2 separate regions of the Homo sapiens genome follow, and region 2 is linked to region 1. The links are chromatin loops, found by intact Hi-C in ENCODE. Cell type or tissue: PC-9. All regions are shown on one strand. Region 1 holds the start of DNAAF3 (dynein axonemal assembly factor 3). Region 2 holds the start of LOC124904771 (a long non-coding RNA gene).

Evidence for each region. Peaks named below come from ENCODE experiments on the same cell type or tissue, not always from the same donor. Only the 100,000 strongest peaks of a DNase experiment are listed, where the experiment ranks them.
Region 2: it touches region 1 in a loop (5-fold over the local background); 19 of 110 quality-filtered maps call a loop at or near these places.

Annotation. Positions count from the first base shown.
Region 1 is chr19:55,164,250-55,169,249 of GRCh38, forward strand. DNAAF3 (dynein axonemal assembly factor 3) reads right to left here and starts at 2,364. Exons shown (of 12, transcript NM_001256715.2): 1 at 2,274-2,364; 2 at 2,080-2,168; 3 at 1,609-1,751; 4 at 1,121-1,214. The coding sequence starts at 2,164. DNAAF3-AS1 (DNAAF3 antisense RNA 1) reads left to right here. Exons shown (of 4, transcript XR_007067345.1): 3 at 295-551; 4 at 1,570-2,655. LOC124904795 (small nucleolar RNA U13) reads left to right here and starts at 2,922; the gene lies at 2,922-3,025. RefSeq lists a silencer at 1,744-1,975. In PC-9, CTCF peaks have their summits at 2,008 and 2,218; DNase peaks (open chromatin) are centred at 1,902, 2,452 and 2,962; H3K4me3 peaks cover 2,512 bases; H3K27ac peaks cover 1,244 bases.
Region 2 is chr19:55,214,339-55,219,338 of GRCh38, forward strand. It overlaps LOC124904771 (a long non-coding RNA gene), which reads left to right and starts at 1,251. Exons shown (of 2, transcript XR_007067346.1): 1 at 1,251-2,371; 2 at 2,758-3,087. RefSeq lists a silencer at 3,611-3,797. In PC-9, no CTCF peak of the experiment used is centred here; DNase peaks (open chromatin) are centred at 2,273 and 2,753; H3K4me3 peaks cover 1,394 bases; H3K27ac peaks cover 2,252 bases.

The sequences.
Region 1 (5,000 bases):
GCGGGCGGATCACCTGAGGTCAGCATCTCGAGACCATCCTGGCCAACATGGTGAAACCCCGGCTCTACTAAAAATACAAAACCTTAGCCGGGCATGGTGGTGCATGCCTGTAATCCCAGCTACTTGGGAGACTGAGGCAGGAGAATTGCTTGAATCCAGGAGGCAGAGGTTATGGAGAGCCAAGATCGTGCCATTGCACTCCAATCTGGGCAACGGGACAAGACTCTGCCTCAAATAAATAAATAAATAAACAAACAAACCTGTTTTCTTTTTCTTTCTTTCTTTTTTTTTTAGATGGAGGTTTTGCTTTTGTCGCCCAGGCTGGAGTGCAGTGGTGTGATCTCGGCTCACTGCAACCTCTGCCTCCCGGGTTCAAGTGATTCTCCTGCTTCAGCCTCCCGAGTAGCTGGGACTACAGGCGCCTGCCACCACACCCGGCTAATTGTTGTATGTTTAGTAGAGACGGGGTTTCACCATGTTGAGCAGGATGGTCTCGATCTCCTGACCTCGTGATCTGCCCACCTCAGCCTCCCAAAGTGCTGGGATTACAGGTGTGAACCACTGCACCCAGCCTCTCCTGGAATTTTCTAAGTGGCTCTAAGATGTATTATATTTAGCCCCATTTTACAGGTAGGAGGAGCTGAGGCTCTAAGATGGCAAATTACATCAGAGGGGACCATCATCAATAAATATATTGGATTTTTTTTTTCATCAGAGGTACCACACTGGAAAATACCAAACATTTTTGGTTTTTAGATGGAGTTTCGCTCTCTTTTTTTTTTTTTTTTTTTTTTTTTTGAGACGGAGTCTCGCTCTGTCACCCTGGCTGGAGTGCAGTGGCGCGATCTCAGCTCACTGCAAGCTCCGCCTGCCGGGTTCACGCCATTCTCCTGCCTCGGCCTCCCAAAGTGCTGGGATTAACAGGCGTGAGCCACCGCGCCCGGCCGGAGTTTCGCTCTTGTTGCCTAGGCTGGAGTGCAATGGCGCGATCTCGGCTCACTGTAACCTCCGCCTCCCAGGAAAATAACCAAACTTTTTAATTGTACCATTGAAATGCCAGAATCCCTCTAGGGAGGGGGAGGAGACCAGCGGTCAGAATGCCTGGGTCCTAGCAACAGACCTTGCAGCCCCATCTTCTCCGGTTCCTCCAGGGCTAGGCTGAAGATCAGCATGTGTCGGGCCACAGCTTCCAGATTATTCTCCAGCACAAAGAACTAGAAGGATGGACAGGGCAGAATAATTCTGAGACCTGTTTGCCTGGGTCCTAGGAGACCCAGGAGAGCAGGCCCTCAGCTCTCTCCTTCCACACACCCGAGTTCTGTACACCAGCCTCTTCCTTCAAACACAGAAGTCTGTGTCCCCAGAGCTCTCTTCCCTTCCATTACTCAGAAGACCTCATCCTCGAGCTCTTCCCCACTATAGAACCCAGGAGTTCCAAACCCCAGCCCCTTCCTTCCCCCAAGACGCATCGGTTCGCTCCCAGCTTCTGCCTCCCTCAGATCTAGGAGTCTCCAGCCCCTTCATTCCTGGACCTGAGGTTTTAGAATTTCAATCCCTTCCTCCCTCAAGGACTCGGGAATCTGGGCTCTCATCTTCATCCCAGCTCACGTTGAACCTCCTGCGAGGCCAGAACTTCGCTCGGGACAGGGTCCGCAGCAGGTGCCGTCCATCCACAGAGCCCAGAAGCAGCACATCTAGCTCGGGGTTGCTGTGCACTGTATCGGCCTGGGAGTCTGGGTCCACAGGAGGACCTGGCAAGATGACAGCTGGCTGGGGCACCATGGTGGTTGGCAGAGCGTCCACCGTAGCATCCCCTATAAAAAATGGACTACAAATCCCAGTAGGCGTTCCGCCCGTGGCCTAGGTTCTAAGGGGAGGTGTTTCCTCTGAGTATTCTGGGATTCGCAGTCCGCAGACAGGACCTCGGGGCTGCCCCTGGGAGCGCGCCCTCTGCCGCTGGAGCGTTGGAGAACGTTAGCGCCCCCCTTGCCACCGACGCTGGGACTACGAGCTCTAAAAGGCCGTCTGCTCAGGCTGGGAAGGCAGACGGTGTATCAGACCTTGCGTGCTGGGACTCACTTTCAGCCTGCAGGTCCAGCGCCGGGGACAGGCCCCACCAGGACACGGAGCCGAAGCCGCTGCCGGAGCCGGCAGGTGTGGTCATCACCCTGCGGAAAAGACATTCTGGGAATCGCACACATTGCCCGCCCCGCTCCCCTCTCACCGCCCCTCACTTCTCGCCCCTTTGCCTCCACATGATACCTTGCCCACACCTTTATCCTCCAAATATCCCGGGACGCCCCTTCCTCTCTGCTCAGTGCAGCACTGTGGACCCGCGGCACTCCACAACCGCTGCCCAGAGTCCCCGCCCTTTTCGAGGAATCAAGCAATGGAAGCATGTGGGATGGGACCACAGCGAGCAACTGACCAATGAGAGTGAGCGAGGCCCGCCCTCTACAAACTTTTGGCCAATGGGAGCACTGAGGGCCAGCCTTCCCCCACACCTAGGAGAAGAGGGCGTGTGGACGCGGTTGTCATGACGACGGCGCCGGCGGGGGAAGGGGCGGTGCTAGAACAGGTTGGGGCGGAGTCAGGGTCGGTCCAAATTTCTGGAATGGGGGAGGCCTGGGCTGATTAAAATTGAGAGTGAAGGGAGCTTAATCTTATTTCTTGTTTTTTGTTTTTTTGTTTTCTTCATATGCCTTTGCTCATACGTAACGGAATTTTCATCAATTCAAATAAAGTGAAGTGTCTAGACTTTAGATGGCAGGCTTCTGAGCCCGCTCCCCGCCCCAGCACAACGTGGGCTCTACCACACAGAACAGCCCACAGGTGGGACACTGATGTGCAGGTCATTAAAAATTCAGGGATTTGTGAGCTGGTTATTGTTACACGAAGCCATAATTTAAACTTACAGCTAGATCCTTTTGTAGTTTCTAAGCGGGATGATTGGGTGTTCACGCGCATGCGTGAGATGTGCCTCCCTCAAACCTTGTTACGACATCGGCACATTACTCTTCTGACATGAACAAAAAAATTACAGGTAAATTCTGTAATCGTACAGTTAAATCAACTGCATTAAAATAAGGGTAAGTCGGCCGGGCGCTGTGGCCACGCCTGTGATCCCAACACTTTGGGAGGTCAAGGTGGGCAGATAACTTGAGGTCAGAAGTTGGAGACCAGTCTGGCCAACATGGTGAAACCGCGCCTCGACCTTAAAAAATACAAAAATTAACCGGGCGTGGTGGCACGCACCTGTAATCCCAGCTACTCCGGAGGCTGAGGCAGGAGAGTCTGTTGAACCTGGGAGGCAGAGGTTGCAGTGAACTGAGATCGCGCCTCTGAACTCCAGCCTGGGCGACAGAGCAAGACTCTGTCTCAAAAAAAAAAAAAAGAAAAACCAAAGTCTGAATGAGGCACATCTCTAGATCACCCCAGCACCCAGCACTGGGCTCAGCGCCCAAGGGGACTTGGCTCTCTGCCTCCTCTCCTTGCCCAGACACATGAGCTTAGACCAGTCACCCTTTCTGAGCCTCAGTCTGCTGCTCTGTGAAATGGGAATGTAGCGTGCAGCGGGCAGAGGTGCAGCGGATCTGCCTCCTGAGGGCAGATCTGGGCACTGGGAAGACAATACCTACTGGGGAAACGAAGGTTGAGACCTCAGACATTCCTGCAGAATCAGGCTGGCTAACCAGCCCCTTCCAGGCCAGCTCTAAGCCTGCAAGAGCCCCAGATCCTGGGTTTCTCTCTGGAGAATTAATGCCTTTCCTCCCTATTTCTCCCACTCTCCCAACAAATTCTCAGCAAAGGAACCAGAGTGACATTTTTTTTTTTTGAGATGGAGTCTTGCTGTGACACCCAGGCTGGAGTGCAGTGGCGCGATCTCGGCTCACTGAAACCTCCGCCTCCCGGGTTCAAGCGATTCTCCTGTCCCAGCCTCCCAGGTAGCTGGGACTACAGGCATTTGCCACCACACCAGCTAATTTTTGTATTTGTATTTTATTTTGTGTATATATATATATATACACACACAAAATAAAATACAAATATATGTATATATATTTATATATACACAAAATAAAATACAAATATTTTGTATATATATACAAAATAAAATACAAATATACATATATATACATATATATATATATATATATAGAGAGAGAGAGAGAGAGAGAGAGAGAGAGAGAGTTTCACTCTTGTTGCCCAGGCTGGAGTGCAATGGCGCGATCTCGGCTCACCGCAACCTCCGCCTCCCGGGTTCAAGCCATTCTTCTGCCTCAGCCTCCCGAGTAGCTGGGATTACAGGCAGGCGCCAGGACGCCCGGCTAATTTTGTATTTTTTGTAGAGACAGGGTTTCTCCGTGTTGGTCAGGCTGGTCTCCAACTCACGACCTCAGGTGATCTGCCCGCCTTGGTCTCTCAAAGTGTTGGGATTACAGGTGTGAACCACCGAGCCAGGCGATTTATTTATTTATTATTTTTTTTTTAGAGACGGAGTCTTGCTCTGTCGCCCAGGCTGGAGTGCAGTGGCACGATCTTGGCTCACTGCAACCTCCGCTTCCCGGGTTCTAGCAATTCTCCTGCCTCAGCCTCCCAAGTAGCTGGGATTACAGGCGCACGCTGCCACGCCCAGCTAATTTTTTGTATTTTAGTAGAGACGAGGTTTCACCGTGTTGCCCAGGCTGGTCTCGAATTCCTGAGCTCAGGCAATCCACCTGCCTTGGCCTCCCAAAGCGCTAGGATTACAGGCGTGAGCCACCGTGCCCAGCTCCAGCGATTCTTTTTTATTTTTAGTAGAGACGGGGTTTCACCATGTTAGCCAGGCTGGTCTCGAACTCCTGACTTCAAGAGTTCCGCCGGCCTCAGCCTCCCAAAGTGCTGGAATTACCGGTGTGAGCCACTGCACCTGGCCCAGAGTGATCTTAAACATAAATCAAATAATGTCTCCCACCTCTTCAAATCCTCCAAAGTCTTCCCGCTGCACCTGGACACATTCC
Region 2 (5,000 bases), 50 kb after region 1:
CATAACATGTCGAAAGCAGGAGCAAGAGAGAGAGGACGGGAGGTGCCACACACTTCTATTTTTTTATTTTATTATTATTAAATTTTTGAGATGGAGTTTCCCTCTGTCACCCAGGCTGGAGTGCAGTGACACCATTTTGGCTCACTGCAACCTTCACCTCCTGGGTTCAACTCCCAGCTAGTTTTTGTATTTTTAGTAGAGATAGGGTTTTGCCATGTTGTCCGGGCTGGTCTCAAACTCCTGACCTCAGGCGATCCAATGCACCTCGGCCTCCCAAAGTGCTGAGATTACAGGTGTGAGCCACCGCGCCCGGCCTTGCCACGTACTGTAAAATACCCAGATCTCTTGTGAGCTCACTCATCACCATGGGGATGGTACTAAACCATTCATGAGGGGTCCATCCCCAAGATCCTAACACCTCCCACCAAGTCCGGCCTCCAACACTGGGGATTCCATTTCAACATGAGATTTGGTGGGGACACAGATCCAAACCATAGTATCATCCTTCCCAAACAGTCAACCCAGGGAATCACAGAGATCAGCGCCAGCATCAAGCCTTGGAAAACACAGGGGTGGGATATGGGAGGGTGATTCCTAAACATTATCCTTTGATTCACATGATTAATCTATGCAGGAGCTTATGGATCTTGGAAGACAGAAGTAAGAAATGGTGATACTGGCCGGGCTCAGTGGCTCACGGCTGTGATCCCAGCACTTTGGGAGGCCAAGGAGGGCGGATCACGAGGTCAGGAGATCAAGACCACGGTGAAACCCCGTCTCTACTAAAAATACAAAAAATTAGCCGGGCGTGGTGGTGGGCACCTGTAGTCCCAGGTACTTGGGAGGCTGAGGCAGGAGAATGGCGTGAACCCGGGAGGCAGAGCTTGCAGTGAGCAGAGATGGCGCCATTGCACTCCAGCCTCGGAGACAGAGCGAGACTCCGTCTCAAAAAAAAAAAAAAAAAAATGGTGATACCCTCGGAAGTGGCTGGTCTTCTCAGGGTAAGGTCTCCTTCAGCAAATCAGCACAGCCCCTGGCACCTGATATTCAGCTAATGAACTGGAAAAGGCGTTTTGCCTATAGAAGTTAGCCTGAATGAAGAGTGTTCTTTACTCCAACAGTGACAGAAGGTCAGTGTGATTCCCTTTAGACTGTCTGGGACCTCGGTCATCTTATCAACCCATAAGACATCACGCTGTTCCCCCTCACTCCTGGATAGCAATTTATCCTCACTGGAATGGACACTTACAGGTGTTTATTAATTTCTCAGTGATTTGTTGAATGAATGAAGGAATGAATGAATGAATGATGTCTTTACCTTGAGATTGGAGTTCTTTCAGATTTGCTCTCTGCCCACCTCACCAGCCTCTTCTCCTATCTTTACTCCAGCTACACAGATGTCCGTGCATGTTTTTCTTAGCACTCCAGGTGGATTCAAACCTCAGGGCCTTTGCACACACTGTTCCCTCTGCCTGGTAAAATATTTCTCCACCAGCCAGGGCCTACTTCTCTTTCTACTTCTGGTTGACCCCAGATACAGTTGGCCACTCCCTCCTATGTTTGGAGCCAAACTAAACAAATCTCTTATTATAATACTCATCACATTGTCTGTGGCTTTGCCTATTTTTCCTTTCTTTTATCAGAGTGGAAGAAGCTTCTTTGGGTAGAGACAAGTCTATTCATCTTGGGGGACATCAGGCCAACTCCACACCGAAGGCTGATGAAACTTCAGGCAATATCCCTTCATCTGAATCTGATGACGTGTGTCACGTTTTCCAGGTCCACACTCAGGGATCTGGTCTGCGTTTTCATGTAAGCTTTCTCCACTCTCACTTTCCCTGGACTCTCATCCAGGATTAGATTTTTTTTTTTCTTTTAAATGGAATCTCATTCTGTCACCCAGGCTGGAGTGCAGTGGCACCGTCTCGGCTCACTGCAACCTCTGCCTCCTGGGTTCAAGCGATTCTCCTGCCTTGGCCACCACGCCTGGCTAATTTTTGTATTTTTAGTAGAGACGAGGTTTTGCCATGTTGACTACGCTGTTCTCGAACTCCTGACTTCATGTGATCCACCCGCGTCAGCCTCCCAAACTGCTGGGATTACAAGCATGAGCCACCACGCCTGCCGCGATTAGATCATTGATCTCATTGCAGGTGAACCAGTCCAGACCCCCATCCAGGTTTTCCAGCTTGCTCGCTCCTCACGCTGTGGCTGTGTCCTGTGTTGCCGTGTTTCCGCTGAATCCAGCCCTTGTTTTCGCTCTTCCTGGCCTTGCGGGCAGCCAGGATTGAAAGATCCAGGAAGTGACAGGGGCCTGACTCATCAACTTGTAAGAGAGCTGGGGTTCTCCTAGATCCATGCTCGCACTGAGGTGAGAAATGAGAAGCCAGGGCCGGGAGCCTCCTGGGGGTTGGCTGCCAACGCCAGGCAGGCGGGGAATGGTGATTTTCGCTTGTATCGTGGAGGATGCCACGCACAGACGTGAATAGAAAGAGCCTGGACCGTGTCCTGAGGTCAGCGACTGAGGTCCTGGGTGGGGCCAGCCAGGACCTGCCCGGGGGCTACTGCCCTCTGAATCAATACCTCCAGGGACCCTACGTTGACACCCATGGCCTCCCACTCTCCACCCCTCAGTCCTGCGTGCGGCACGTAGTGCTCACTGGGCGTCTGTGTAGGGGGTTGAAGGCTGAGGCTGGAACAAGGGCGTGGCGGTCGCAGGCTCCAGGGCACGACGGTCCTTCCTCTTCCCCTTCTCAGCCACATCTGGGGCTCCGTCCCTGCAGCCAAGGCTCCCTGGCGCTGTCCTTGGTGCTGACGCGGTTCTGGAAGTGCGGTGCCAGGGTGGCTGGTGCGGCTCCCGATGGAAAAGCCCCACCAACCCCACAAAGCAGACTCGGGAGAGAACACGCCACCGTCTTTAGCGAATCTTACCAACCCAGGGCCAAAGCGCCCTGCACCCCAGAGCAGCACTCGTGGTGGGAACACAGGCTGATGTAATAAACAGAAAAGTGACTGCGGGGGATGGGGAAGGCGGGATGTCCTTAGCGTCCCATGGAAAAAACATATTTCCTCCAGATGGGATCATCGATAACTTTTTTGAGTCTTGAGTAAATAACTTCGGGCGGGGCGCGGTGGCTCACGCCTGTAATCCCAGCACTTTGGGAGGCCGAGGCGGGTGGATCACTTTAGGTCAGGAATTCGAGACCAGTGCGGCCAATATGGTTCTGAAAATCCCGTCTCTACTAAAAAGACAAAAATTAGCCAGGCGTGGTGGCAGGCTCCTGTAATCCCAGCTACTCGGGAGGCTGAGGCAGGAGAATAGCTTGAACCCGGAGGTGGAGGCTGCGGTGAGTCAAGATCGTGCCACTGCACTCCAGCCTGGGCGACAGAGCGAGACTCCGTCTCAAAAAAAGAAAAAACAAAAACAAAACAAAACAAAACAAAAACTATGAGAAAATTCCATCCCCCATTGTTCGGAACCCAGGAATCTGGGCGCTGTGTGGTTTTCCATAAAAACTGGTATATTCGTTTGCTAGGGCTACTACAACAAAGAGCATAGACTAGGTGACCCAAACAGCAGAGATTTGTTTTCCCACCGTTCTGGAGGCTGGAGGTCCAAGATGAAAATGTGGGCAGGGTTGGTTCCTCCTGAGGCCTCTTTCTCCTTGGCTTGCAAATGGCCGTGTTCTCCCTTGTCCTCCATGTGTCTGTGTCCTAACCTCCTCTTCTGATAAGGACACCAGTCAGGTTGGATTATGGCCCACCTTAGTGTGACTTTTTTTTTTTTTTTTTTGAGACAGCATCTCACTCTGTCTCCCAGGCTGGAGTGCAGTGGTACGAACACAGCTCACTGCAGCCTCTACATCCTGGGCTCAAGTGATCCTCCCACCTCAGCCTCCTGAGTAGCTGGGACTACAGTGGCACATCACCATGCCTGGCTTACATATATATATATATATATATATATATATATATATATATATATATATATATATAATGTATATATATATAAAATGTATATATATGTGTATATATATATAATGTATATATATGTGTGTATATATAATGTATATATATATAATGTGTATATATATAATGTATATATATATAATGTGTATATATATAATGTATATATATATAATGTGTATATATATAATGTATATATATATAATGTGTATATATATATAATGTATATATATATAATGTGTATATATATATAATGTATATATATATTTATTTATTTATTTTAGACCGAGTCTTGCTCTGTTGCCAAGGCTGGAGTGCAGTCCCGCGATCTCGGCTCACTGCAACCTCTGCCTACCAGGTTCAAGCGATTCTCCTGCCTCAGCCTCCTGAGTAGGTGGGATTACAGGTGCCCACCACCATACCCGGCTATTTTTTTTTTTTTTTTGAGACAGAGTTTTGCTCGTCGCCCAGGCTGGAGTGCAATGGCATGATCTCAGCTCACTGCAACCTCTGCCTCCCGTATTCAAGAGATTCTCCTGCCTCAGCCTCCTGAGTAGCTGGGATTACAGGTGCCTGCCACCACACCCACCTAATTTTTTTGTATTTTTAGTTGAGATGGGGTTTCACCATGTTGGCCAGGCTGGTCTTGAACTCCTGACCTCAGGTGATCCACCCGCCTCGGCCTCTCAAAGTGCTGGGATTACAGGCGTGAGCCACCATGCCTGGCCTAATTTTTTTATTTTTAAGTAGAGACAGGGTTTCACCATGTTGGCCAGGCTGGTCTTGAACTCCTGACCTCAAGTGATCCACCTGCCTCTGCGTCTCAAAGTGCTGGGATTACAGCCGTGAGCCACCATGCCCAGCTTGGCTAATTAAAAAAAAATCTGGGGAGATGGGGTTCTCACCGTGCTGCCCAGGAAGATTTCAAACTCCTGGGCTCAAGCAATCCATCTGCCTCAGCATCTCAAAGTGACCTCATTTTATCTTAATCACCTCTTCAAAGACCCTGTCTCCAAATACAATCACATTCTGAG